Regions from separate parts of the Mus musculus genome. Here regions 1, 2, 3, 4, 5 and 7 are each linked to region 6. A link is a loop called in an ENCODE intact Hi-C map of the cell type or tissue named here. Cell type or tissue: heart. All regions are shown on one strand. Region 1 has its middle 16 kb from the start of Stam2. Region 2 has its middle 120 kb from the start of Gm38481. Region 3 has its middle 56 kb from the start of Gm25898. Region 4 has its middle 130 kb from the start of Gm38481. Region 5 has its middle 100 kb from the start of Gm38481. Region 6 holds the start of Rprm (reprimo, TP53 dependent G2 arrest mediator candidate). Region 7 overlaps Arl6ip6 (ADP-ribosylation factor-like 6 interacting protein 6).

What was found. Peaks named below come from ENCODE experiments on the same cell type or tissue, not always from the same donor. Only the 100,000 strongest peaks of a DNase experiment are listed, where the experiment ranks them.
Region 1: a loop joins it to region 6, with 6 times the contacts of the local background. A loop is called at or near these places in 3 of 42 quality-filtered maps.
Region 2: it touches region 6 in a loop (2.2-fold over the local background); 8 of 42 quality-filtered maps call a loop at or near these places.
Region 3: it touches region 6 in a loop (10-fold over the local background); 18 of 42 quality-filtered maps call a loop at or near these places.
Region 4: a loop joins it to region 6, with 3.0 times the contacts of the local background. A loop is called at or near these places in 8 of 42 quality-filtered maps.
Region 5: a loop joins it to region 6, with 4 times the contacts of the local background. A loop is called at or near these places in 3 of 42 quality-filtered maps.
Region 7: a loop joins it to region 6, with 4 times the contacts of the local background. A loop is called at or near these places in 11 of 42 quality-filtered maps.

What each region holds. Positions count from the first base shown.
Region 1 is chr2:52,756,580-52,760,579 of GRCm38, forward strand. No RefSeq gene overlaps it. Among named protein-coding and RNA genes, the nearest start is that of Stam2, 16 kb to the left of the region's middle. In heart, a CTCF peak has its summit at 2,254 (motif pointing right); no DNase peak of the experiment used is centred here.
Region 2 is chr2:53,573,163-53,577,162 of GRCm38, forward strand. No RefSeq gene overlaps it. Among named protein-coding and RNA genes, the nearest start is that of Gm38481, 120 kb to the right of the region's middle. In heart, no CTCF peak of the experiment used is centred here; no DNase peak of the experiment used is centred here.
Region 3 is chr2:53,329,155-53,333,154 of GRCm38, forward strand. No RefSeq gene overlaps it. Among named protein-coding and RNA genes, the nearest start is that of Gm25898, 56 kb to the left of the region's middle. In heart, a CTCF peak has its summit at 1,699; no DNase peak of the experiment used is centred here.
Region 4 is chr2:53,565,767-53,569,766 of GRCm38, forward strand. No RefSeq gene overlaps it. Among named protein-coding and RNA genes, the nearest start is that of Gm38481, 130 kb to the right of the region's middle. In heart, a CTCF peak has its summit at 2,420; no DNase peak of the experiment used is centred here.
Region 5 is chr2:53,590,615-53,594,614 of GRCm38, forward strand. No RefSeq gene overlaps it. Among named protein-coding and RNA genes, the nearest start is that of Gm38481, 100 kb to the right of the region's middle. In heart, a CTCF peak has its summit at 2,311; no DNase peak of the experiment used is centred here.
Region 6 is chr2:54,083,720-54,087,719 of GRCm38, forward strand. Rprm (reprimo, TP53 dependent G2 arrest mediator candidate) reads right to left here and starts at 1,833. Exons shown (of 1, transcript NM_023396.5): 1 at 374-1,833. The coding sequence starts at 1,585. The coding sequence ends at 1,256. In heart, a CTCF peak has its summit at 1,930 (motif pointing left); a DNase peak (open chromatin) is centred at 1,902; H3K4me3 peaks cover 2,027 bases; H3K27ac peaks cover 472 bases; H3K27me3 peaks cover 1,749 bases.
Region 7 is chr2:53,203,039-53,207,038 of GRCm38, forward strand. Arl6ip6 (ADP-ribosylation factor-like 6 interacting protein 6) reads left to right here. Exons shown (of 4, transcript NM_022989.4): 3 at 1-13. Among named protein-coding and RNA genes, the nearest start is that of Arl6ip6, 13 kb to the left of the region's middle. In heart, CTCF peaks have their summits at 1,698 (motif pointing left) and 3,925 (motif pointing left); no DNase peak of the experiment used is centred here.

The sequences.
Region 1 (4,000 bases), 1.3 Mb before region 6:
CTCTCTCTCTCTCTGTAGACCAGGCTAGACGTGAACTCAGAGTTCTGCCTGCCTATGCTTCTAGAATGCTAGAGCAAAGGTACGCACTACCACTGCCTGGCTTTTCTATGCTTTAAAGGAATTTACTGTTAAAGTCCTAAAGACCTCCTGTCACAGGACTCCTGAAAGAGCTGGTTGATTTAATTCAATACGTTTTTACTGCCAGTGAAATTAAAGAACGATAAAATGGACTAGCTTAATTTTTACTTCACAGTTTATTTAAAACTGGTCTTGTTCACTGTCATACTACAATCTGCCCAGTGGGTGGCAACATTGTCTCACCCCAGAATCAGCTTCTCTAGAAAACAAAGAAACAGTAAAACAAATTTCAGGCTAGACCTAATTTAGCCAAAATTAACAACATCACTTTATCTACCTTACGAAACCAGGTGAGTAATACACCATTGTAATATGCCAACCTATAACAAATTTCAAATAATTTATAGTGAGTGGCAAAAGTAGCTGCTAATAAGTCACTTTGCTAATGAATGTCAACGAATTGGGCTGTGCTCCTAAAAAATATTCACCCAATCATCATCTTCTGCCCAATGTTTTAGTTTTAATATAGAAAATACGTATTTGTTTAGACTTAATCTCATGTGCGAAAGTCAGCGATTGTGATAAAGACTATTGTGCTAGAACTCCAGGAAACTGAGGCTGGGGAGATAGCTCAGTGGTTAAGAACACTTGCTACTCCCAGAACCCCATGATGAAGAGTTCACAGCCTTGCACCAAGCACACACTAGTGCCATGTCTAGCGAAATACTGCTTCTATTCTGGAATAACTAGACTTACACAGACACATAAATAAAAAGAGAAGGAAGGCCATGGGTCTCTGCAGAACAGTTTATGGGGTGGGACCTTAAAGATGGATAAGAACCATTATCATACACCGTCGTTGAAGATTTAAGGAGCACTCTAAATAATGTTGAACCTTAGTTACATAAGCTATAGGGTAATTTTCGATCATAACAGCATTTCCCCTTCTAGCTTTGAGGCACCGTTTTAAATTCAGAATTTAGTCAACATCTGTGTTCACCTGCATCCTTGTAAGAGCATGTTTTTCAGTCTTTATAAAGAAGGTATATGTTTTCAATGTTGGTGGCTAAGCAGTGTAGTTCAGCGGTAGAGCACATGAGGCCCTGGGTTTAACCCCCCAGCACCTAAATTAAAAAACACTGGTATTTATCCCTCATCTAGCCTGGATTCCCTGTGTTAGATTTTTATTGTTATTGAGCCTTTTGGAGAATTAGTGTAGCCCTATTTTTGCATGAAACATCCTAGGAAGAGCTGTGATGTCGTTTTAGATCAGGTAGGATTATGTTTCTCATTTTGGTTCCTAGTAATTTTTTTGATAGTGCTAAGTATAGACTTAAGTTCTCGAAACTGACTTCAAAATTCCAAAATCCTTTTCTCGGGCATAAGTGATTTTTTCCCCTAAGCCATCATGTTATTAATACATATGTAACTTAGGCTTTATTCTCCCAAGTGAACAATTTTATTCTTACTCTTGTTAGTTGGTTCTTTGTAATGAAGGGAAATTGCCAATTCAGTAGTGTCTGAGACTAGGGACATTGGGCTGTGTAGAACTCTAGTCTAGTCTGCATGGTGTGTGTGTGTGTGTGTGTGTGTGTGTTTCTAAAAGGTATATGTATACTTTTTACTTTATACCTTTCACTTTTATCTTAAGGGCAAAATACCCTAAAAGGATATAAATTTTGTTTACCCATCAAAAATTCAAACCATAGTACATCAGTGTGCCAGATATAATAATTCTATTTTATGTGTCGGACTCCGTGGATGTGCACATCAATGTGGCCTAATGAATGGCTATGAACATAACGGTTCCCCCGGGAGCTTTGATGTCATCAGTAGGCATCACTTGCCTTCTTGGGGGTCTCTGTGGAGTCTGGAACTTAATGAGGAACCTGTGTGGGTGTCTCCTGCATACCTCTGCAAAGTATCTGCTCGACCTACCTGATAACGCTGGGTAACTCCGATCTCTCTTCTCACTCCCAAAACCCTGTTCACTCCGGCATCTTTCTGATTGACACTTCTGCTGGCAACACGTTCAACAATCATTCGAGTCAGTCCAGCCCTCCCGACTTGCTTCTGCGTTGCTATCAGGACTGCCTTTCAGTGCTTCCTGAGGGCCCACACAACCCATGCACACATCTCAGCAGCGAGCCACCAAGCCCTCGATAAGTCCAGCAGGGGGCGTCAGTGAAAGCCTTCGAGTCACGAAATGAGCAAGCACTTTTTTTTTTTTTCCTTTTAAGATTTAGTTTTTATCTTATGTGTATGTGTGCTGCCTGCATGAATATGTGTGCACATGTGAAGGCCTGGTGATCAGGGTAGCCAAGAAGGGTATCAGGTCCTCTGCAACTGAAATTACAGACAGCTGTGAGCTGATATGTGGGTGCTGGGAACTGAACCCAGAGCAAAAAGTGCTCTTAACCTCTGAGCCATCTCTACTGCTCCTAGAATCAGATTGTAAAATTTAGGATGATTGGAGTTCTCGGTTTCCCATAATATAAGATATTAACTTTATGTATATGGAGATATTAACTATGTATATGGAGTGAAATTTTCATAGATAATACAGGATGGTATGCAAACATCACACCCCCACTGCCAATGATAGGGCAGAGCCTTAAACACTGAAAAGGAATATCATTAAAGTTACATAAATTAGTGCAGCTCTCAGCCTTAATCAATCTTCCTTCCTTCCTTCCTTCTTTCCTTTCTCTCTCTCTCTCTCTCTTTTCTCTTCCTCTCTTCCTCTCTTTCTTTCTTTCTTTTTTGTTTTTTCCGAGACAGAGTTTCTCTGTGTAGCCCTGGCTGTCCTAGAACTCACTCTGTAGACCAGGCTGGTCTCGAACTCAGAAATCCGCCTGCCTCCACCTCCCGAGTGCTGGGATTAAAGACATGTGCCACCACTGCCCGGCTTGATCTATTTCATTTCTTTTTTTTCTTTTAGGTTTTTTTTTTTGGGGGGGGGGGGTTCCAAGACAGGGTTTCTCTGTATAGCCCTGGCTGTCCTGGAACTCACTTTGTAGAACAGGCTGGCCTCGAACTCAGAAATCCGCCTGCCTCCACCTCCTGAGTGCTGGGATTAAAGGCGTGCGCCACCACCGCCCTGCTTTGATCTATTTCTTAATTACTATTTGGAAACTAACATTTAATCGTAAGTCTACATCTTCTACTTAATCAAAACGAAACTTTCCTTTCAAACTGATTTAGAACACTAACAGACTCCAGCCTTATCCCTTATTAGAGAATAGACCCATACATCCCAGTCAGCGGGATGGCTCGGAGGATAAAGGTGCTTGCCTTGCAAGCCTGACAACCTGGATTACATCACCAGAACCTAGAAGGCAAGGAATCAACCAAATCTCAAAAGTTCTCTTCTGACCTCACACAAGCAATGTGACTCACGCCCTCACATCTCACACACACACACACACACACTAAAATACAGTATGCCAGCTAAATGATAAATGATTAAGAATATAAATACTGCACATCTGTTAATGTTTTAGCCTCCTGTCAGAAAAAGGTGTTTCTATATTTGTATTTATAAAAGGATCTGGGATTTGAGCAAATGAAAAACAAAAAAACAAACAAACAAACAAAAAAAAACCTCTTTTTTTCTTTAGATATCCCTCAGTATACCTGCTTAGTTTTAAAGTCTTGTAAACTGTTTCTAGCTGTTTCTAACCAAGTTGTAATACTGAGCCAGCTGCAGGAAGGATAATTTCTAAACTTTCACAGTTATCCTTTGGTTGGTACATTTTTTTCAGTTATGCCATTTGTGAGATGCCAACATTGGCTTCATGTTATTCTTTCAAGTAGGGCTAATTAGTCAAGGCAAATAAAGCTGAGATGACTTTTTTTTTCTTCTTTTTTTTTTTTGTTTTGTTTTGTTTTTTTTTTTTTTTTTCGAGACAGGGTTTCTCTG
Region 2 (4,000 bases), 510 kb before region 6:
TAGGACCTGAGAGATGGCTCAGCGTTTATGAGCACTGTAGAGAGAATATCTTGTGTAGAGTATGAATGCATCATCACCTGTCATTAAAAAGTCTATGACCCATGGACTGGGCAAGAAATAGAGGAGGGCCATCTGGGAGGAGAAAGAATTCTGAGGTAGGGCCAGGCGGGAGAATGGCTGAAAAGTTGTGAGGAGATGAACATGTGGTATCTGAGTACAGGTAACCAGTCACATGGCAGAGTGTGAAGTGGGTCATCTTTAATTATGATATGGTCAGAGTAGAGCCTAGCTATATGGCCAAAGTATTTGTAAATATAATTTGGGTCTGAGTCTTATTTCTGAGAGCATGGGGTTGGGAGAAAGAACTAGGGCTTAACTTCTATAGAGCACTGTTGCTTTTGCTGATGATCTGAGTTCAGTTCCTAGAACCCACATTATAGCTGACAATTGGCAATAACCCTATAACTCCAGCTTCAGGGGGTCTCTCTGGTCATTGTGTGTACTTGCACATATGTGGTACACATAATTGCATGCAGGTACATTATATATGATAAAATTTAAAAGATTATATTTTCCCATATCATGATCAGTTTACTATTGTTCATGATAATTAGAATTATTATCTTATTTAATAATAAGAAGAATTATTTTTACTAGTAATAATAATAGAATATTTTTACTAACAAAAATTATTAGTGGTAATTCTTAATACTATTATTGTATCTTACTCTTGCTGATGATGTTACATGACTAGTTGACATTATAGAAGTGATGTATGCCTGTCTTAGTTTTGGTTCCTCCCAATGTAGACACCATGACCAATGTGTGGGTGTGGAGCTCATGAACACAAAGCACACAAAGCAAGATAATTCATGGTCTGATGGATTCAAAGGTCAAGCCAAAAAGCCACACAGTGCCAAGAACAAAAAGAATCAGTGGCCATTCCCATGCTTCTTATTTTACACACTGAAGCAAAGCACCCAGATAACTGCAGCACCACTTTTAAGTCTAAAATTAAACCGCTACCAGTGATTCTCTATATTTTTAGCTGTTGTGAGGGGGCTGAGGCTGAAGGGGAGGTGATGAGAAATAGTCTTATGTCAGCTAAAAAGAGAAAAATGTAATAGCCTACATTAGCTCCTCACATAGAACACTAAACTGTTGTGTCCTGAAGGATCACAAGGTATCTATAAGAACTCTCAATTTGTGATTCAACTTTCACTTTTATGTGGAAAACAAACAAACAAACAAGATTTCTTTTTTTTTTCTTCTGCCAAGGCCACATATGATCCATTTCCCTAAAATAATCAATTTACATCGGAAGTGATTCCAGGAAGCAAAGGCGATACAATGAGGAAAGCTAAACAGGGAAGGACAACCAACAAGATGTGCTTGAGGAATGGGCTACTCCTGTGGACATTGGGCTGAGGGCAAAGGGGATGGATCCTTGTGAGGAGCCGCACGTACTGTGTCCTAAACGAACTCTAGGATGGTGACGCTGGGCTATTTATCTCTTAGCTCAGGTCCTTCATTGGTGTGAGTTACTATTGCTAGGTCCCTTGCCTTTATAAGATTTTTTGCCCCCCTAGGGAGTGGCTTTATTTGGGTTGGCGCATGCTCAGCAGATTCAAGGCTGAAGGCTAAGCCCTGAGTACAGTAGGGCTTTGCCTTGTGTACTTTTTTTGTAGCACAGTTTTTTATTAGATATTTTCTTTATATACATTTCAAATTTCAAATGCTATCCCCCCTATACCCTCCCCTTGCCCTGCTCCTCTACCCACCCATTCCCGCTTCTTGGCCCTGGTGTTCCCCTGTACTGGGGCATATAAAGTTTGCAAGTCCAATGGGCCTCTCTTTGCAGTGATGGCTGACTAGGCCATCTTTTGATACATATGCAGCTAGAGACAAGAGCTCCGGGGTACTGGTTAGTTCATAATGTTGTTCCACCTATAGGGTTGCAGATCCCTTTAGCTCCTTGGATACTTTCTCTAGCTTCTCCATTGGGGGCCCTGTGTTCCATCCAATAGCTGACTGTGAGCATCCACTTCTGTACTTGACAGGCACTGGCATAGCCTCATACGAGACAGCTATACCAGAGTCCCTTCATCAAAATCTTGCTGGCATATGCAATAGTGTCTGTGTTTGGCGGGTGTATGGGGATTAAAGTTTAGAAAACATTTGGAGGAAACTTTGGTAGAAAAGGGAGCAAAAAACCTTACTCTTGAGTCTATGAGCAACTGCAGGGAAAGTCCCAGATGTTCAGAGGGCTATATGCTGTCTTACAAGATACACCTCTCTGAGGTAGAAAACAAACATTCTAGGGAGAGACAACAGCCTTAACTCCATTATAAGACAGTGTTATTAATATTTCAGTCATATTTATCTGCCTCTTTAATAACTAGATTATACTGTAGTTTCTATTTTACATTTGCTTTGTATACTCTCTACTGTTTTTTAATGACTGCTTGTATTATTATAAATGCTTTGCGAATGCATATTTTCTCAAAGATATTAAAGCTTATTTAGGGATAAAATACAAGTGGAACAAAATTATAAAAGTGACAAAGTAAATTAGAGAATGGTTGCTTAGAAATTATGCAGATATTTAATTTAGCTAAGTAATTAACGGGTAGATAGGATATATGGAGAAGAAAGCCTTCATGGAGGAAAATAATCTTAAACTGGTTATTGAAGGCCTGAGCAGGAAATGGCTCAGCTGTTTATGAGATAAATAGATCACAGGTGTGGTGTGAACATGGCTTCTGAAACACAATTTAGTGAGCTCCAGGAAGCCAAGATACACAGCTTTCTCATCTTTGAAACCTGAACATTATCTTACCTGACAAAGGGACATTTAGGTTGTGAATGGGCAAGAGGATACTAATTGGCTGACCTTAACAATACAGCCTGGTTTAACAACATGCAGGCCCACTCTCACCGATCATGTGTTCAGAAATGAAAGACCAAGGTCAGGGAGTAGTTGGAATGTGTAGCCTGGAAGGTGGGGAGGGAGCCCACAAGCCAGCTATGTGGGTGCCCTCTGGAAACTGAGAAAGAAAAGGGAAAGGATCCTCCTGGCACCTCCAAAATGGGGCCCAGCTGTATCAACACTTCGAAGCTCAGTGAGTGCCCAAAATAATGTTGCTTGGAAAGTGGTGAGCCTTCTTCATCAGCACACGTGAGTTTCTTTCTTTCTAACCAAGACTGTCCCGTTTTTCTGAGCCTTCATCATTAGTGCTCCTCAACTATCATGCAGAGTCTTCATGGTGGCGTGAGGGCTTTTAACCTTCCAGTTTTATTTTTTATCTTTTCAACATGATGAGACAGTTTTGATTTCTCTAATTTCATTTTCTTCAGAGATGGTTCCATGTAGCCGTAACAAATTTTAGTTTCTCTGGAATTTTCTTATGTAATCTGTTTGTGTTGCCTTATCTCTTAAAAATGTCATATTCTATAGTTGTCTTCCCTGATGTATTCTGTCTATGGATTTCTCAACATCTGAGAGAGAGTTTTTTTCAATATTCTATTAAGGATTCTGAATAAGTGACCTTTCCCCTTCTGAGTCTTTCAGCAAGTCATATTTAGAGGCCTTGAGTAATGAGAGACTGGTGTGTATGCAATGTTTCTAATACATGAATTCATGAGCAAGTCTTGAACCAGTTTCCTAGGATCTACAACATAGAATGTGCTCCAAAATTGTGATTAGTGGATTGGACAATAGTTTATAAGAGAAGCAGGTAGAGCAAGGCACCATAAAAGAGAAGGAATTTAAGCTGAAGAAGTAGAAAACGGTTCGAAGGTTCAAAAGTGTGTCATGATATATTGATCTTGATACTGTATAAAGGCACCGCGTGTCATTTTGAAATTTAATTAGAGCCTCTCATAGTTACCATTTCTTTCTTATCTTGATCTTCTATTTTATTCATCTATTTGTGTCTCTGAGATTCATTATAGACATAACCTTCAAATTCATCTTTTATTTCGTGAATTCTGCTGTTTA
Region 3 (4,000 bases), 750 kb before region 6:
GCATAAATAGGACTTCTCATTCCTCTCATTTCTCAGCAGTAGGTAGTTCCTGGAGAAATTAACGTTTATTTTGAGGCACTTACATTTGTTTTGGCATCTTGGTGGTCTCCTTAAGTTCTTTGTTCCCATTCTGCCCTGTGTCCTGCTGCCTACTTCAGTTTCCAGAAGGTAAGAACCACTTGCCTCTAAATGCCATGGCTTTCTATTAAGTTAGACACAAGTTAGTTAGATTGTATCTATTATTTAAAGTTTTTTTAACCTTTATTTTATGTGAATGAATTTTCTGTTTACATGTGTGTTGGTAGATCTTCTGTGTGTTAGATCACCTGGGGAGGGCTCATATAGACAATTATGAGCCACCATGTGGATGAGTACCCAGATATTTTGACTTCCTCTTTTCCAATTTGTATCCCCTTGATCTCCTTTTGTTGTCGAATTGCTCTGGCTAATACTTCAAGTACTATGTTGAAAAGGTAGGGAGAAAGTGGGCAGCCTTGTCTAGTCCCTGATTTTAGTGGGATTGCTTCCAGCTTCTCTCCATTTACTTTGATGTTGGCTACTGGTTTGCTGTAGATTGCTTTTATCATGTCTAGGTATGGGCCTTGAATTCCTGATTTTTCCAAGACTTTTATCATGAATGGGTGTTGGATCTTGTCAAATGCTTTCTCTGCATCTAACAAGATGATCATGTGGTTTTTGTCTTTGAGTTTGTTTATATAATGGATTACATTGATGGATCTCCGTATATTAAATCATCCCTGCATCCCAGGAGTAAAACCTACTTGGTCTGGATGAATGATTGCTTTAATGTGTTCTTGGATTCAGTTAGCGAGAATTTTATTGAGTATTTTTGCATTGATATTCATAAGGAAAATTGGTCTGAAGTTCTCTATCTTTGTTGGATCTTTCTGTGGTTTAGGTATCAGAATAATTGTGGCTTCATAGAATGAGTTGGGTAGAGTACCTTCTACTTCTATTTTGTGGAATAGTTTGTGCAGAACTGGAATTAGATCTTCTTTGAAGGTCTGATAGAACTCTGCACTAAACCCATCTGGTCCTGGCAGGAGTTGTGTTCCACTCACCAGAGGTCTTAGGATCCCGTGGGGAATCCTGTCTGGGCCCTTGCGGGTGTTGGGCGAGACTCCGCTGGCAAGGTACCTCAGGGCTCGAGTGGATTGGAAGGGACTTGTGCCCCAGGTCTGGCCCGGGTATTCCGCTTCCCTATTTACCACAGTCTCAGGTTCTGCGCGCGATTGGATTGGGGCAGGGGCTGTGTTCCACTCACCAGAGGTCTTAGGATCCCGTGGGGAATCCTGTGTGGGCCCTTGCGGGTGTTGGGCGAGACTCCGCTGGCAAGGTACCTCGGGGCTCGAGTGAGGATTAATTATTAACATTGTGGAGGAGACAAGAATCAGGATTGGCTTGGGAGAGAGAGAGACAGAGATAGTGACAAACAGACAGAGAGACACAGACACACATACAGACAAACACACAGACACACACACACAGACACACACACAGACACACACAGACACACAGACACACACACACACACACACAGACACACACAGAGAGAGAGAGAGAGAAAGAGAGAGAGAGAGAGAGAGAGAGAGAGAGAGAGAGAGAGAGAGAGAAAGGTGAAATGTATTATTCCTGCTACTAAACTACGACTAACGCCAGGGGGAGCTTTAGAGCAACGTTGTCACACCAGAGTTGCTCAGGGTCGTAATTGCTGCACATTTATGCTCCTGCCTCAGTCACTGGTTTTTTGGCTACCTTTGCAGGTCCTTGAATGACTCTGCAGCTGGGGCAAACTCTGAAGTGGGTGACAGTGCGGCGGCATGTCATTCCTTGAAGGGATTCTGGAGACACATCTCCATGTCTATTTCAGCTAGAAAGTGACAGGTGAAAGTGAACTCAGGGTCAACTAATTCCAAGGTCGAAGACCTCCCTCCTTCTCTTTAGTTCTTCAGCAAATAAATATTTATTATTTTCTTATGGAAAGGTGCTGTTTTAAGTATTAAGAATTCAACCTTAAGAGGATAAGGAAACTTGTAGAAGCTCTCCCGATTCCTGCCATGGCTTTTTGGAGAGTGTATTGCAATTTCATGTGGAGGGAAAAAGACACCTCATAAACAAAGAAATGGTAAGCAACTCGGATGATAATTTAGTGAGGGTATGGTGCTTATACAGGAAAAGTAGGGAGAACTGAGCATGCGTGTCTAGGAGGGATTGAAGGTGTTCCTGTGGAAAACAGAATTGTCAGAGGACTGGGGATGGAGAAGGCATTTAAACAAATATTCAAGAGGGGAAGGTCAGTCTTGTGGCTGTGTGAAGAATCATGCTAAGCAGAGAAAAGAGCCAGTAAAAAGGCCTGAGGAGGACTCTGGCCATTGCATACCCTCACACAGTTCCCTTCAAGTTTCTGTGCATAGCACAGCAGCTACCACAGGCCTGGTATAGGATGCAGCATTTGCAGACTACACTCATTTGTGTATCACTGTGGTAAAGTTTATAATATCCCCATACCATTTATACTGGTATTTAATTAGGTTTATATTTAATTAATTCCCCTTTCACTCAAGTACACACATTTTTAAATTGAAAATACATTTTTCATATAATATATTTTGATTATGGTTTCCCCTCAACTCTTCTCAGATCTTTCTCACCTACCCAAATCCATAGCTTTTCTTTTTCCTCTCATTAGAATTCAAACAGACATCTAAAAAAATAATAAAATGAAATACTATGAAACAAAAACAAAGCAGAAGTACACATCTTTGATAATGAGTTTTGTGGTAACAAATGACTGTTACTTTGATTTGAGTATGACTTCGGCATCTCCAGTACTTCATGAATTTAGTTTAACCATCCACTGTTAAGTATTAAGAGAGTAGGAACTTAATGTGACTATGATGTTAGACCTGGAGTCTTTGTGAAGTCAAATATATGAGGATGGTATAATGCCAATAGAATGATTGAATCCTGATGGCTTTATGAAGGGAGAGTGCTCAAAAGAGAAGTACCCAAACACATGTACCCCCCACCTTTTGCTAAGTGATGTCGTGTACCACATCAGGACTCTGTCACACTATGTTATACAATAAATGCACTCCCCACCTCTTTTTTATTAGATATTATCTTTGTTTACATTTCAAATGTTATCCCCTTTCCTAGTTTCCTCTCTGAAAATCCCCTATCTCCTCTCTCCTCCCCCTGCTCCCCAACCCAGCCACTCCCTGCTAAGTGATGTACTACACTACCTCAGGATTCTGTCACCAGACAGGCAATTACTAGATATAATGTTTAACAATCTACCTCCAGAACTGTACAAGAATAACACTTTTTACCCAAGGAGCTGAAGGAATTTGCAACCCTATAAGTGGAACAACAATATGAACTACCCAGTAACCCCAGAGCTCATGTCTCTAGCTGCATATGTAGCAGAAGATGGCCTAGGCCATCACTGGGAAGAGAGGCCCCTTGGTCTTGCAAACTTTATATGCCCCGGTACAGGGGAACACCAGGGCCAAGAAGTGGGAGTTGGTGGGTAGGGGAGCAGGGTGGTTGGAGGGCATAGGGAACTTTCGGGATAGCATTTGAAATGTAAATGAAGAAAATATCTAATAAAAAATTGAAAAAAAAAAGAATAGCACTTTCCTTCAAAGCTTACCCAATTTATGATATTATGTCATTGGACACACACACACACACACACACACACACACACACACACACACACACATACACACGTGAGAGAACCTATAAGCCATCAAGATAACATTAGCTACTTATTCAGAGTCTGAAGGACTTAGTCACTATCCCTAATATTTGGCAAAGATCCAAAGGCAAGCAGAGGGTAGCAAAGTAGAAAATAAATATTAGGCTGCGGATGTAGATTAATGGTAGAGTACTTACCTGACATATGCATGACTCTGACTTCAAGATGCACCACTGAAAGCATAATCAAAGACAAGGAAGGCTTCAGAGAATATTG
Region 4 (4,000 bases), 520 kb before region 6:
TTCCTCTGTTGAGGGACATCTGGGTTCTTTCCAGCTTCTGGCTATTATAAATAAGGCTTCTATGAACATAGTGGAGCATGTGTCCTTATTACAAGTTGGAACATCTGGGTATATTCCCAGGAGAGGAATTGCTGGATCTTCTGGTAGTACTATTTCTAGTTTTTTGAGGAACCTCCAGACTGATTTCCAGAGTGGTTGTACCAGCTTGCAATCTCACCAACAATGGAGGAGTGTTCCTCTTTCTCCACATCCTTGCCAGCATCTGCTGTCACCTGAATTTTTGATCTTAGCCATTCTGACTGGTGTGAGGTGGAATCTCAGGGTTGTTTTGATTTGCATTTTCCTGATGATTAAGGATGCTGAACATTTTTCTCAGTTGCTTCTCAACCATTCGGTATTCCTCAGTTGAGAATTCTTTGTTTAGCTCTGTACCCCATTTCTTTTATTAAGGATAAGAGAGTAGCTGGGCTGTGCACTGCCCTGGGGGAAGGCTGTGGTAGCAGCAGAATAGGAGAATCAGTTATTTGGTAGATTTTAGTTTTACAGGATGGTTTATATGTGCAAGGGGAAAACAATTGTTTTGAGAGATCAAAATGTTTTAGAGTTTGAAGAATCTGAGCATTTTTATGGGATTCAAACCCAAAAGTACTGAAGTCCTCAGGACATGAAGCATGCCACAAACCTATTATGAAAACTGCCAAAGACAGTTTCCATCACCCAAACTCGATAAAACTTCACAAGAGCAAAGAAACTCCAGGAAAAAAAGAAAGTGGGGTCTTAAAATCTCTATTGATTATGTGGGGCTTCCTGGAGAGAACAGAAATTAAAACCTCCAGATGTGTTCAAGTACTCATGATCAGAGGGGTCATTGGCAGGTCCCTCATAGGTTCATGTATCAGATATTTGATTCTTAGATAATGGTATGGTTTTGAAATTCCAGATGGTAGGATCTAGCCGGAGGAAGTAGGATTCTAGGGAGTATGTTGTTTCTCTCCTGTACTTCCTGTCCACAGGAATATTCTGACAGCATGATGTTCTGCCCAAAGTCCCAGGATCAAGCAAATATGTACTGAATATTCAATAAGTCTCCCCAAATCGTTTCTTATGTAAGTTAGCTTTTTTGTCAAAGTGATGAGAAAAGTAACTGCTACACATGGTTTCTGAGGTTTTACTTCAGACCGGGACACAGAAAGTAATGAGTGGAAGCCCTAATTCTTGTGACTTCATGAGAAATGAAGGAGGGTATCTTCACGGCATGTCTGGCTCGAGTGGACATTTGACAACCTCATAAAGTTCTCTGCCATTATTAACTTGTACTACTTTCTATCCTTAGGCTCTTAAATTCTCGCTACATCCTCTTGCTAAATGTTCTTTGAGGTTTTGTGGTAGTGGCGTTGATACAGATGTCCCATTTACAGCCAAGTACTCAGGTACCCTCAGCATTTTGACCAGTTATGCATGAGATATATAGTTGTTTTTAAATGTATGCTTGCTGTTAAACAGACTATTAGTTATATTGAATTTAAACACACACCAATATTTAATAATAAAGGACTGAATACTATTCTCCAGAATTCTAGTACTGGAAAGATTCTAGTACTGGAAAGGAAGGCTGCCCTGACTTAGCCCCTTCCTAAGACAGATGTCCGTGATGGTATGTGTGTTGGGGATATGATGCTGGGGTTCTCAGTTTGGCATGATTTTCCTGTTACTCTTCAAGGCTCAGTCAAGCTCTCAAGCTTCTGTGTTATCGCTACTTGGACCAGACTTCCAGAATAGAAGGTGGTAGCATCCATACAGTGATTCAGGGAGTCTGGTTTACCCAGTGGAGTCTCTGGCTTTGATTTTTGAAGCTGTGGTCTAACAAGTCAACATCCCTTAGTGAGGCAAATAAATGAAGATTTTTCAGTCGTCAAACCTATGTTTATTTTAAAGCTTCTTAAAATTCACACCTTATTTTAATTGTTTTAAAAAGAACATTTAGTGGGTCTTAGCTGTCTGACAGTAAAATGTGCAACTTCTGAGCACAGTAGACACATGACTCCTTAGTTCTCTGTGATGTTCCAATACACTTTTACCTCCCTTCAGTTTATTTTTCTCTCCTCCCCTGCCCTTCTCACCCTTCCCTGTCCTTTTCTGCTCTGTCCTCCCTTCTATCCCCTGTCAGTCCTTCCCCTTCTCTCACTCTCCTTCCCTTCTTTTTACTTCATTTCACGCCCTCTCCCCATTTCTCCATTTTGTCCCTCCCCTCCCCTTCCCCCTCTCTCTTTCTCAAGTGTGGCAGTACTGGAGATGGATCCTAGGCATTCTATGGAATCACTCTCCCACCAACTATAGCCCCAGTGCTCCATTATTGTCTGTTTTACATTCTCTCTGTGGAACTTTGCCCCAGCAACAAGAAGCTTGCCAAAATTTCCTGCAGGGGGTGTGCTTTGATTATATTTCAGGCTCTCCTTGTTTACACTAACATAACAATGGTCACCGAAATAAGACACAGGGAAAGACTCAGTTACATTAAGGGGAATAATATTCTAGGCAGAAACTAAGACAGAGTCAACCATGAGTAATGTTGATAGGGCTATCTACCTACCTATCTATCTATCTATCTATCTATCTATCTATCTATCTATCTATCTATCTCATATACCACACATATACATGCACACACACACATATATATACATATATATCATATGTATACATATATATCATATCTCTATCTCTCTATCTCCCTATCTCCCTATCTCCCTATCTCCCTATCTCCCTATCTCCCTATCTCCCTATCTATCTATCTATCTATCTATCTATCTATCTATCTATCTATCTATCTATCTATCTATCTATCTATCTATCTCATATACCACACTCGTACATTCACACACACACATATATATACATATATATCATATGTATATATATATCATATCTCTATCTATCTATCTATCTATCTATCTATCTATCACAAACTCTCTCTCTCACACACATATATATTCATATAAGTTTGGTTATAAATGTTGAAGCATTATACATTTTTTTAAAAGCATAGAAAGGAGTATTTGTCCCTAGTTCTTTAAACAGAAGTATTGGCTCCCACTGATTTTTAGACTCAAGAAACCAGTATCATGGACCCAGGTTGGGAACCTGTCTTGTCAACATTCCTTTTAAAAATATACCTCAGGTTTTCTGTGTAGCAATAGCAACCAGCTTTCTGCAACTTATCTGGGTATAGTTCATATACAGTCCTTTTGTTGAAAAGCTGCAAGCAATTTGCTTTTCCTGAAAAAAAAAATGAACAGAGAGAAATGAGATTACACAATATGAGACTATCAAATTATATTATGTAAATGCAAATAAAATAAAATATATTAGCTCAAAAGTGCCACTGGGTATTAAGCAGAGCCTAAAGGGAGTCACATTAATTCTCATAAATCAACCTCCTCAGGTTGCCTGGGATATGAGGAGGCAGGGAGAGTGAACTTCATTCTTTGACATTTTATAAGATTACAGTATTTGGGGGGAGTTTCTAATACCGACATCACTTGCTATCATTTTTTATGAAATGACAGCAAATTTTAAGAGATTGTGGCTTCCACCACAGCACTGAGTTTGGTAGATGTGTGTTTTCCTGACCCAGCAGGATGCCACTGCTTGGGAGATGAGGTAGGTCATTTTCAGGGCAACTGGAGGAAGCCAGGTTCATGGCAGGCTGCCGTCCCTGACAAATTATATTAATATCCTCTCTCACTTAATGGAAGGTATCGGCAAGATATAATCCCACTCAAATTAGAGACTGCACATTATAAAGAGTTGCAATATACAGCACTTACATTTTTAAGTAGTAAAGGTGAGAGGGTTACGTAGGCCTTGGAATACTGATATCTAAGTGAACCCACTTTTTGAAAAGCTTAGATAATATGAATCCTGTATTTTAAAGAAAGCTTTTCAATTATGTTAAAAGTCACTGTTTAGGCTTTTTAATTTCTTTTGTAAGTTCCCCATA
Region 5 (4,000 bases), 490 kb before region 6:
AGAATGCACCAGAGTCCTGGGAGGTAAGAGACCTTAGATGAAATGCTCAATAATAGGGAGAGGGAAAATTCTTAATTGAGAATCCCTTGTCAGGTTACTCTAGGCTATGTAAAGTTGATAGTTAACTAGCAATACTCCACTCTTTGTCAATTTAACATGCAAACCCATCACTTTAAATAATAACTGTTCAATTCCTTATCCCTAAGGTCTCATGTTAATATGTTAGCATGATGCACAGCACAATGTTAAAATTCCATCAGGCTTTAAAAACATTCCAATGCTTCACAAGTTCAAGGTCTCTTAAACAGTTCAAATTCCTTTATACATGGGCCTTTGTAAAATAATGTATAAATAAATAAATAATAAATAATTTATACTTCTTATTCCAAAAGGGAAGAACCTAGGCATAAAAACAATCTGACCAAAGCAAAATCAAAGCCCAGCACTGAAATATGGATCCTTTAGCACAGTGGGATTTATTACTAAGACATCTCAGGATTCTACAAGGCATGGGGACTTCTGCTTCTCTAGCTCTGACATCTGCACCACACACAGCTTCTCTTGTAGTCTTACACTGGTTCCACTCCACAACTGTTTTGATGGACATGCCATGATCCTGGCTTCACCAATATCCTCGGGCCTCCATTGCAACCAAAGCTGCGACTTCACCAGTGACCTCTTTTGTGTAGTCTCTGATTCGATCCTAGTTTCCTTTGTTTCCTTTATATCGCTGTGACCATGACCAAAAGCAACTTGAGGAGAATAGTTTTTGTTTGTTTGTTTTGGCTTGTAGGTTACCTTTCACCATAAAGAGAAGTTAGGGCAAGAACTCAAGACTGGGATGTAACAGGAATGGAAACAGAGACCATGGAGGAAAGATGCTTACTGGCATGATTCCATAGCTTGCTCCATCCCACTGGTGGCCACCAGTTCCTGACATTATTACTAATGTTATGTTGTGCTTACAGACAGGTGCCTGGCATAGCTGTCCTCTGAGAGGCTCTATCAGCAATTGCCTGAGACAGATGCAGATACTCATAGCCGAGCATTGAAAGGAGGTTGAGGATCCCTATGGAAGTTAGGGGAAGGATTGAAGGAGCTGAAAAGTATGGCAACCCCATAGGAAGACCAAAAATGTCAACTAACCTGGACTCTTGGGAGGAATAGGGGGCAGCATTTGGGATATAAAAATTAAAATAATTAATTTAGAAAAAGCCCCAGAGGAGTGGTGTTGCTGGCATGCCCAACAGTTCATACTTAGCTACCTTTCTTACATAGCCCAAGATGCCCTGTCCAGAGAGTGTAGTCTATCTACTACAGTGGGTGGCATCTCTTCCACCCATTACCAGTCAATCATAGTCATGGCCACAGAATAGTCTCATCTAGGCAATCCTTTAATTCAGACTCCCTTTTCAGGTGACGCTAGGCTGTCCTGACCATTAAAGTTAACTTGGACACCAAGTCTATGGAAATACTGAGATGAAAAAAATCCTTCAGAATTTGTCATTAACATTCAACAGTTATCAATTATCCCCAATTTTGTATTAACTATGTCTTATATAGCTGTAGTGAGAATTTTGGTTTGTTTAAAAACACAAAAATAGGGGAAGGAGGAAATGGGAGATGGGGTATAAGGAGAAAAAAAAACCCACAGAAATGTTTCATCACTATGTTTTGTTTTAATCTCTGGTGTGAAAAATGGGGCTGCTCCAGATTGTCCATAGCAGCTAACTGTGATTTGTTCTGTGCTCTGGCAGGCTTGAATGTTGCCTGCTGAAGACCGTTTATATTTGAAAATCTGGGGACTCTTTAGAGGGTGTAAAAATGTCAGAACCCTGAGAGAGGTGGCTGCTGCTCCCCTGCTGGCTGCCCCTGCTGCTGCTGTTTGCTAGTTAGTTCTTGGTTGCAGGTTGCTGGGTGGAGATATTCTGATGAAGAACAAAATTGCACCAAAGGACTTGAAACACCCTGATCATCAGTAAGTATCTAATCATTTTCTCTCCAGTGTCTCTCTAAGGTGGGTCCACTCAGGAGAGCTCAGGGCACAGAAGCAGAAGAGCAGCTAGGACAAGGTCTTATGGGCCTACATCTGCAGCCAAGAGGTGGAGTTGGTCCTCAGCCTTCTGTGCACCTTCCCTGCCAGAGGAGAGCTTGCCTCCAGGGAGTGCTCTGATCCCAGGACTCAGGTGAGATCACCATTTTCTATCCAGTGGCTCTCTAAGGTAGGTCCACTGAGGAATGCATAGGCTGCAGAGGCAGCAGAACAGATGGGATAGGGTCTGAAGGGCCTACTTCTGCAGCCACGAGGTGGGGCTCTTCTGCAGCCCTCTGTGCACTGGTCTTGCCAGGAGAGAGCTGGTATCCCAGGAGTGCTGACATAGACTCACAGGAAGAACAAGCTCCAGGCAAAGACAACAAGAACATCTAACACCAGAGATTACCAGATGGAGAAAGGCAAATGCAAAATCTTACCAACAGAAGCCAAGACAACTTGGCATCATCAGAACCCAGTACTCCCACCACAGCAAGTCCTGGATAACCCAACTCACAGGAAAAGCAAAATTTGGATTTAAAACCATATCTCATGATTCTGGTAGAGGATATTGGACATTAATAACTCCATTAAAGAAATGCAGGAGAACACAGTGAAACAGGTAGAAGCCCTTAAAGAGTAAACACAAAAAACCCCTTAAAGAATTACAGGAAAACACGACCAAACAGGTGATGGAATTGAACAAAACCATCCAAGATCTAAAAATGGAAGTAGAAACAATAAAGAAATCATAAAGGGAGACAACTCTGGAGATAGAAATCCTAGAAAAGAAATCAGGAACCACAGATGCGAGCATCAGCAACAGAATACAAGAGATGGAAGAGAGAATCTCAGGCGCAGACAATTCCATAGAGAACATGGACACAACAATGAAAGAAAATGCAAAATGCAAAAAGATCCTAACTCAAAACATCCAGGAAATCCAGCACACAATGAGAAGGCCAAACCTAAGGATAATAAGTATAGGTGAGAATGAATATTAAAGGGCCAGTAAATATCTTTAACAAAATTATAGAAGAATATTTCCTAACCTAAAGAAAGAGATGCCCATGAACATACAAGAAGTCTACAAAACTCCAAATAGACTGAACCAGAAAAGAAATTCTTCCCAACACATAATAATCAGAACAACAAATGCACTAAAAACACCATAGAATATTAAAAGCAGTAAGGGAAAAAGGTCAAGTAACATATAAAGGCAAACCTATTAGAATGACATCAGACTTCTCAACAGAGACTATAAAAGCCAAAAGATCCTGGACTGATTTTATACAGACCCTAAGCGAACACAAATGCCAGCCCAGGCTATTATACTCAGCAAAACTCTCAATTACCAAAGATGGAGAAACCAAAGTATTCCAAGACAAAACCAATTTATACAATATCTTTCCATGAATCCAGCCCTTCAAATGATAATAAAGGGAAAACTCCAATACAAGGAGGGAAACTACACCCTAGTAAAAGCAAGAAAGTAACCTTTAACAAACCTTAAAGAAGAAAGGCACATGAACAGAGTCTCAACTCTAACAGCAAAAATAGCAGTAAGCAACAATTACTTTTCCTTAATATCTCTTTATATCAATGGACCCAATTCACCAATAAAAAGACATAGACTAATAGACTGGCTATGAAAACAGCATCCAATATTTTGCTGCATACAGAAAATCCACCTCAGGGCCAAAGATAGACACTACCTCAGAGTAAAAGGCTGGAAAACAATTTTCCAAGAAAATGGTCCCAAGAAACACTCTGGAGCAGCCATTCTAATATCGAATAAATTGACTTTCAACCTAAAGGTATTAAAAAAGACAAGGAGGGACATTTCATACTCATCAAAGGTAAGATCTACCTAGATGAACTCTTAATTCTGAAAATCTATGCCAAATGCAAGGTCAGCCACATTCAGTAAAGAAACTTTAGTAAAGCTCAAAGCACACATTGCACCTC
Region 6 (4,000 bases):
AGATGCTCTCCCTAAAGACTGGCTTGGCTGTCTCCTCCTTTCATTAGCGGGGTAACCTAGAGTTCCCCGAGGAGCCTGGCACGGAAGTGTAATTTCCCGCGAGAACCTACCTGACATTCGAAACGAAATGAAATTTTAAATCATAAATATGCGAGAAAACAAAGGCCGCTGTTTTCGAGATGGCTTTTATGCCTGGGGCTTCGTGTGTGTCACAAATCCCTGGGCTCTCTGTCCAGCCCCTCCTCCCCTCCATGGATCTAAGGATCTATGAAGTAGAATCGCAGCTATGGCCAGGCGAAACCTTCTGGCTGGGACCCAGAAGCTGCGCAGCCGACCTTCCCCTCCTCCAGGAGAACAGAATGACTACCAGGAAGCCAGAAACAAAACACTTAAATGTTGCATTTATTAAGGAAATGTTAAATAAGAAAAAGAGTCAAACGGTGTCACGGATATCAAGAGCACTTTTGTGGCGTAAACCGTGCAGACAGGAGCTAAGAATTCTACTCTGGATCTTTGTCCCGGGCGTAGCTGGAGCGCTAGCCTCCCATAAAGACCCAGCTGGAAATGCACTAAAAGAAAGCACTTACCCCATTCACAGTCTCAGACTCCCCTCCCCCCACCCGTTCTCCCAGAATGACAAAAAACTCTAACCCGCAGGCAGGCAAACAGGCCACTAGGACACAAAAGACTTATCAAATATTTGTATTCAAGCAAACTAACACAAATCCCCTAAAACCACAGGTTACTATCGATCAAAGTTTCACTCTCTTAGTAGGTCGCAAAACCCACACGCATCTATGTTCCTTCCCAATTAGGTCTGCAGCGTGGCGAATAAACAGTCACTTTTTCCGGTCACTGGGCCTCTGAATACACACCCATCCACACCCCGCCTTGCTCGGCCTCTCAAGCTGTCCCCAGTGCTGAGCCCACCTGCAGGTGGAAAGGGGCCTTCGCCGCCTGGTTCATCTCCCAGTATCCCACGCCAGCAGCCACTCCCAAAGTTCTGCGCCCTGCTTTTGCCACCTGCTGCTGTATCCCGAAGTCTGGGCGCTCCTCCTGTACAGTCTTGCTTGGGGCCTTTCGAAGAGCTATCAGAAATCGGTCACTTTTTCCCCAAAGGCAGAAGTCAAGAGAAAAAAACTGACTCCGACAGGTTTGCGTTGCTCGGTCCGTGATGGTGAGGGGTGCATCGCGGCTGGCGGAGTACTGGAGGTGCCAGAAGGGAGGCACCCGCCGAGGGGGACCCGAGGGCCACTCAGTAGGGTCCCACGACCACTGCCTCCACCTCTTTAGACGGCCTCCGGTCCTTCACTAGGAAGTTGATCATGCCTTCGGACTTGATGAGCAGGTTGCAGCCAAGGAAGAAGATGCCAAAAACCACAGTGAGCGAGAGCACACACATGACTGCGATCTGCACCACACGCATGATGTACAGGCTGCGCTCGTCGGGGCCTCCCTCGGCGAAGCCATCGTCGGTCACCACCGACGCCTGGGTGCAGCAGCGCACCGCGCGCTCCAGCGCCTCGCTACTGTTGACCAGGAACAGGCCAGCCACGTCGGTCTGGTTGCCCAGCACTGAATTCATCACGAGAGCAAGCGGGAGCCGGGAAGGCGAGGATCGGAGGGGTGGGGACCAGAGTGGCTGTAGCGCGGGACGAACAGGTGCCCGGCGGAGCGCTGGCTTGATCACTTGTGCGCGCAGGGCTCCTCAGTCTCCCTTTCAAAGTCCCAGGTCCGTAAGTGTCTCAAGAACCTCTTCAGGGCGCGCCGCAAGCTGGCTCCTGTGCGCTGTGTTCTGCCCAGGCAGTGCTCGTTCCCGGCGCTCGCACGACTGGGAGCTCTTGGAACTTGGCGGGTTGGGCCGGAGGGGCCGTGGGAGGCGCGGGCCTTGGCGGTGGCCCGGCTCCTGCTCCAAGCGAACAGCGGCCCCTGCTGGTGATAGAGCCTTGCTGCGCCCGCTCGGCTTAGAGGGGCGGCTAAGATAGGAGCTAACCTAGCAGCAGGCTTTGTGCCTTCTGCATTTCCAAGGGCTAGGCAGGGTTCACTATGCACTCCTGATCTGAAGAGCAAGTAAAGAACTTGGAGAGAAAGGCTGAAAGTTGCAGAGGACCCGGATCACACCCTCTCTTAAGTGTGTCCTTCGAAGCCACCCTATCACCTCTGAGCAGATGTAAGGTGGACAGGTACCAGATGGCGCTGGTCAAGGTACTGGCCTGCTGCCTGTGTTTGGCTGCTGCCTGTTCTTGTAAGCTTTCTGGTGGAGTATTGGAAGACAAGGCAGGTGGGAAGACTGGGAATTTCTTCTCTCCCCACCCCCACCCCCGTTTTTTTTTTTTTTTAAGTAGGGGGTGTTGCTGATGTTATTGTTGTTTTAAGGAAGGGAGAATGGAGGAAAACCTTAGAAATCATAAAAGAGCTACGTCCGCACCCTACTTGGAAAGCTCTTACGTGTGTAGTAAAGCGGGGTTTGTAGTGAGCTGTGAGGCCCAGGCAAGGCGCAGGTCTAAGGAGGTGCTTGCTCTCTTTGTGGTTTGTGTGTGGAGGTGGTTACCAAGAACAGGGTCACCTCTCTGTTAAGGGAGGTGGGCAGAGTGACCAACCACTTCATTGCCACTTTAATTGCGGAGGAGTTTTTGGATGAGCTTCCAGTGTTTTCTGTCCTTGGCAGAAAATCAGTGGTTTAAGGGAATTGCTCATCTACATCCATCAGCTAGAATGTCGGCCAGCAGCTGGGCGCCTCCCTCCAGAAGCTGTTGCTCCCACCCACCCTGCCTTCCTCACCACAAGGCAATCTGCAGGCATTTCGGGGAGCTGCAGACACTCAGTCCATAGTGGCTGTTGGGTATAAGTGCTACCAGAGGAGCCTTACACACAGGCCACTTCTACTTTGTTTTAGACTCCAGAAGATACAGGATCCTCTCTTCTCCTTCCCTTTTCTCCTGTCCCTTGAATCGGTCAATCAAAGCCTTAGAATCCTGACTTTGGTGATGATAGGCATGCACAGAGCCTTCTAATTACACCATGCTTGCTTGTTAAATTCCCTCTGTAAGAATCACTCATTCCACATTCAGATCCTCTGAATGTACTGGCATTATTGGCATCCTTGTAACGTGCTGCCATCCCTCAAGCACAAAGGAGAGCCTTTTAGGCAAGTTTTTTTTTTTTTTTGAAGTTTCAGTTTCTTCTAGCTGTCTAGATTCTTTTATTACTGAGAATAGAGAGGTGTGAACAGCAAAGAACCAGGCTCCCAGGACTTAGCCATACTTTCCGTGGCTTAGTTGCTCTAGTTTACATATATATACATATGTATATATGTATATGTATATATGTATACATTTATATGTATAGTATATTGTATACAACATATAAAATCATATACTATATATAAATTCTATATATAATTCATATATATGTCAAATCTATTATTAATGGATCATAAAGCCAGACCTCATATTTGAGAAAATATCATCAGAAGAAGTTGGGGAGCACAGATTTTCTTTTCTTTCTTTCAGCTGTAACTGACACAAACCCCGGACATAGAAGGCAAAGCCTCTCCTCATAAGACAGCCCAGGTCCATGGTGTTGTTCCTTTGATTCCCCAGCCCTAGGATTTTGTTCAGTAAAATTGAGTAGTTAAATAGAAATGAACTACAAATCCAGTTAGCACAAAGCTTGCTCTGTCACTTCCTATTAGCACTAAAGAAGTCTGGGCTAACTAGAAATTTTCTTTCTTTCTATCAAACAAAACAAAACAGCCCCCTCCCCCCCAAAGAAGAAGAAAAACAACAATCCCTAGAGTCATGTTTTTGTTTCTTTTTCCTATTTTCGGTGTAGAGTTTCCCCGCAGAGTAAAGCCCATCCCTTTACCTGTTTGGTGGAAAGTATTAGGGGCTGTAGCATAGCAATGTTTAGGAAATGCCCATATAACAGAACTTGATTTCCAGGGAAATAAATGATGATTTGGCTGCGAGATGGACTGGTGCTTCACTTTTTTCCCCCC
Region 7 (4,000 bases), 880 kb before region 6:
CTGCTAGGTTCAAGTAAGTGTTTCTAGGTTTATTTTGTTTGTTTGAGGTGTGTGTGTGTGTGTGTGTGTGTGTGTGTGTGTGTGTTGTGTATGTGTGCACATTATTGTACATTAATGTCAGTTCTGTTAAAGACACTAAAGTTATGAGAAGCATAACTGGGATATGTTGAAGCTCTAGATTTCAGTATATAAGACAAACCAACACAAGATTTTTTTCAAGTGTCTAGGCCTCAACCTTCAAGTAATTGGAGAATGATATTTCCTATCTTGTTTCCTATCTTGTTAATGTAATTTTTAAAAATTGAAAATCACATATCAAAGAAGAAAATTTCATGACTTCTTTTTAGGTGTAAGAGTTTACAAAGTCAAAATGCAAAGTTTGAAAAGTTTTTGTCAGGTGTGTGGCCAGATTCAACAACAATTATTTCTCAAATTAGACTTTTTTCAGGATTTGAACCTCATGTTTTAATTAACTTGCATATTTGGTGCCCAGTGTAGCGATCCAGACTAGAGTTGATGTGTTTTTGTAGTGGAATTTCTTTGCACTGTATTTTCTTGTGTTTCGAAGAGTATCAGAAACTCAGTAGCCAATGGTCTAGTGCTTGAGAGACTTCTGACTTAAATAGTATTTGCAAAAAACTTCAGAGATTTCTAGTTTTCTACAAATGGAATTGGGAGGGAGAATGAAGATGTGAAAATTAATTTCAGTTAAATTTATGTGAGTTATGACAGTTGTTACTATTGTTATTACCAACTCTACCTCTTAAGCAAAATGTCTGTTTCTACCTCTTAAGCAAAATGTCTGTTTCAGGGCCTCTGTAAAGGGGAAGCCATAATAGTGATAACTATCAGTATTACTATAATACTAACATAGTTGTTGTTATTACTTTCATTATTAGTAAACTTCATATATTTTCCTCCCTCAAAATATGTGCTTAAAAATTTTGTTTTTACTTGAAACAAAATGTGAAAATACATATTTTATAAAAAAAAGTATTTACCTTGTCGCATGTTTTAAATGTTTCACAAATACTCGTGTGTATCTGAAATGTAAATTCTATGCCTATGGATCTGTGTTTGAAGTTGATAAATACTTAATTCACAATTAAATATAAGAAAAGTTATACTGGAATACCATACTATATGGATAACTTGGGTAGCATTCATTCAGAAAGTTTATTTGGCAAAGACATAACAGAGTTCTAATTTATACTGTTTTGCTACCTATTAACACCCAGTACCTTTAATAGAGATTGTAAATCTTATGTGATATACTTAATTTTCTATTATTTTTATTTGACATCGTCCCTGAATGCTAGCTGTTCAGGCAACTAGAGTTTTGAAGGTTAAAGAATTTTAGTGTTCTCCTAAAGATCGGTTAACTAATTGTACTAAGTTTTAATAAATTAATCTTTTTATTAAATTGTAAGTAGAAATAAAGAACCTCTATTGTCAGATGTTTAGTAGCCATTAAAATCAGATAGTGCTGCATCACATACTCTGTGTGCTTGGTCATCTAGTCTTTAGAAGTCTTAAAGCACTTATAAAATATATTTTAGTATACTGTGTTTGTGTTAATTTTTACAAGTAAATATAAAATACCAAATTATTTTATGTTTATTCATACGGAATTTAAGTATACACATAAACACACAGTGATATTCAGTTTGAAAATGCAAACATTGCCCTCTAGTGTTCATGAAAATAAACAATTACTTCATAAAGATCTTACGAATATTTTCTCTGTGTAGCCAGTAGAGTGAGTCCTTGCACAGGAAAATAGACTTTTTCTTGTGAAAATGTTATAATCTTTAGACTATTTACTTAGAAATCAGATAGAAATGTAATGTTTTAATAAAAATAACTTTATAATATATCATGTTATCTTACTACCTAAAATTAGGTTAATATAAGCATGTTTCTTGATTGTTTAAAAATATTTCTGATTCTTTGTTAAGGTGTCCTTGCAATGTAGCTCAGTTGCTGGAGTGCTTGGTTCATATGCATGTGGCCCTGGGTTTCCTCCCTGGCACTGTACAGTGTGCAGTTAGTTGTCCGTGTGTTGTGTCATCCTTGCTAGTTCAAGGCCATCCTTGGACTGCATAGCAAGCTTGAAGCCAGTCTGGGATATATGAGGCCTTGTCTCAAAAAGAGAAAAATAGGACTGTGGCATGTGTGTGTGTGTTTTTTAAGACAGTGGAAATAACAAATCGGGAAAGCTACTGCCAACATTTTAATGTATGTTTTTTCCATTCTTTTGTTCTTTATGATTGTTTTAGAAATAGGAGTTGGGATCACCATGTGTATACTATTTTTCATGATAGCCAGTTTATAAATGTAATTGGTTTATTTAAACAGTCTTGTTAGTCTATAGACTAAAACATGGGTTTTAATAAAAGAATAATTTCAAGGGAAGAAAATCAAAGCTATTATCTTTTTAAATTATTATTTATTTTTTTACTTATTCACTTTATGAATCACATTTTACTGAAACAAAATTCTCAATGAAATTAAAAAGTAACATTTCTTGCTATTTAGTAAATATGAGGTAAACCATTTAGTGAAATTAGCTAATAACTAGTGTATTGAATAACTAGTTTAGATTGATACTAAAAATGAAATGCTTTTCTTGTTACTTATTTATATTTAACAAATTTTTATTACATTTTATTCATCTGTATTTATGTGCTGCTATTGCTGCATGTACATATGCCATAGCACAACCTGTCAAGGTCAGTTGAAGGAGTCAGTTCTCACCTTCCACTATGTGGGTTCAATCCACCATTTGGGATTGAAGTCAGTTTTTCCAAGCTTACCCATTAAACTGAGATAGCTTCAGATCACATACTTTGTTTACTTGCTGAGCAATCTTGCCTTCCACCGGTGTATCATTTTAATTTAGTTAAGTTTATAAGTGCACGGAACCGTCTTCCTGTCAAAGTTCATTTAGTACCTTTTTGAAAATGTACCTTTCTTTGTTTTTATTCCCAAAGTCTTATGTAAAAGTGAAAACTTTCCTTTATTAGATTTATAAAATAATTATATGGAGAACTTTGTCTTAGCTACTTGGAATTTGCATTGTTAAATTACAAAGCAGAAGTTTAGATTTTGAGAAGTATCCATAGCATTCCATAGTTGTTATTAGGTTATAATTTAGTATAACAATCTTGTATAATTTACTGTTTTCCCCCACAATGTCACATGATCATCTCCAACTTGTTTCCCTCATTCATTGGGTCTTAGGAGTGAGTTCCAAACAAGCACATAAATTGCATGTATAGTCATTACTTAATATTGCGGCATCTATCTATATATAAAATTACTGTATACAAGGAAAACCCAGACTGTTAAGTTATCTTGCGGCTTGTTCCAGGATAGGCTAGTGGCAGAACCAGATATCTTATTTAAATCTTTGTGATTGAAGAAGTTAGGTAGAATATCTACCTTGACGTTGAATTCTTCCTAAAAGTACAATTTTTAAACTAGTACTTTAATACTAGAGATGTCTTAGAGACTCCAAATAAAGTTCATAGGGAAAAGAGCCAAGTCTCTAAGCCACCTGTAATGTTATTATTAGTGTTGTTCCATTTTATAACATGAAGAAAACAAGCCCCAAGAACTGAAGCAACTTGTACATTCAGATGTAACATGCATCATCTATTTTTCCTTTGCTTCATTAACTCACTGACTTCTATATTATAAAATAAAGTAATAGTTTTACTAATTGTTTTTCTGTTGACATCTAACTTTAAGCTTTTATAATAATGTCAGTTTTACCTCTGCAGTGTTGCTAAATAAGAGTAACAACTTTGTTTTTAACATCTGTTCTCATATTCATTGTTTTCTCCAAATCAGTGACACTTTTTCCTTAAACCCAACATATTTTACATTACCTTTGTATAGGCACCATCTAGTGGTAAATGGTCTAACTGTAAGCTTGCAGTTACTCTATGTGCTAGATATAAAACCATTTAACTTTGAAAATCCTATCTATAATAAA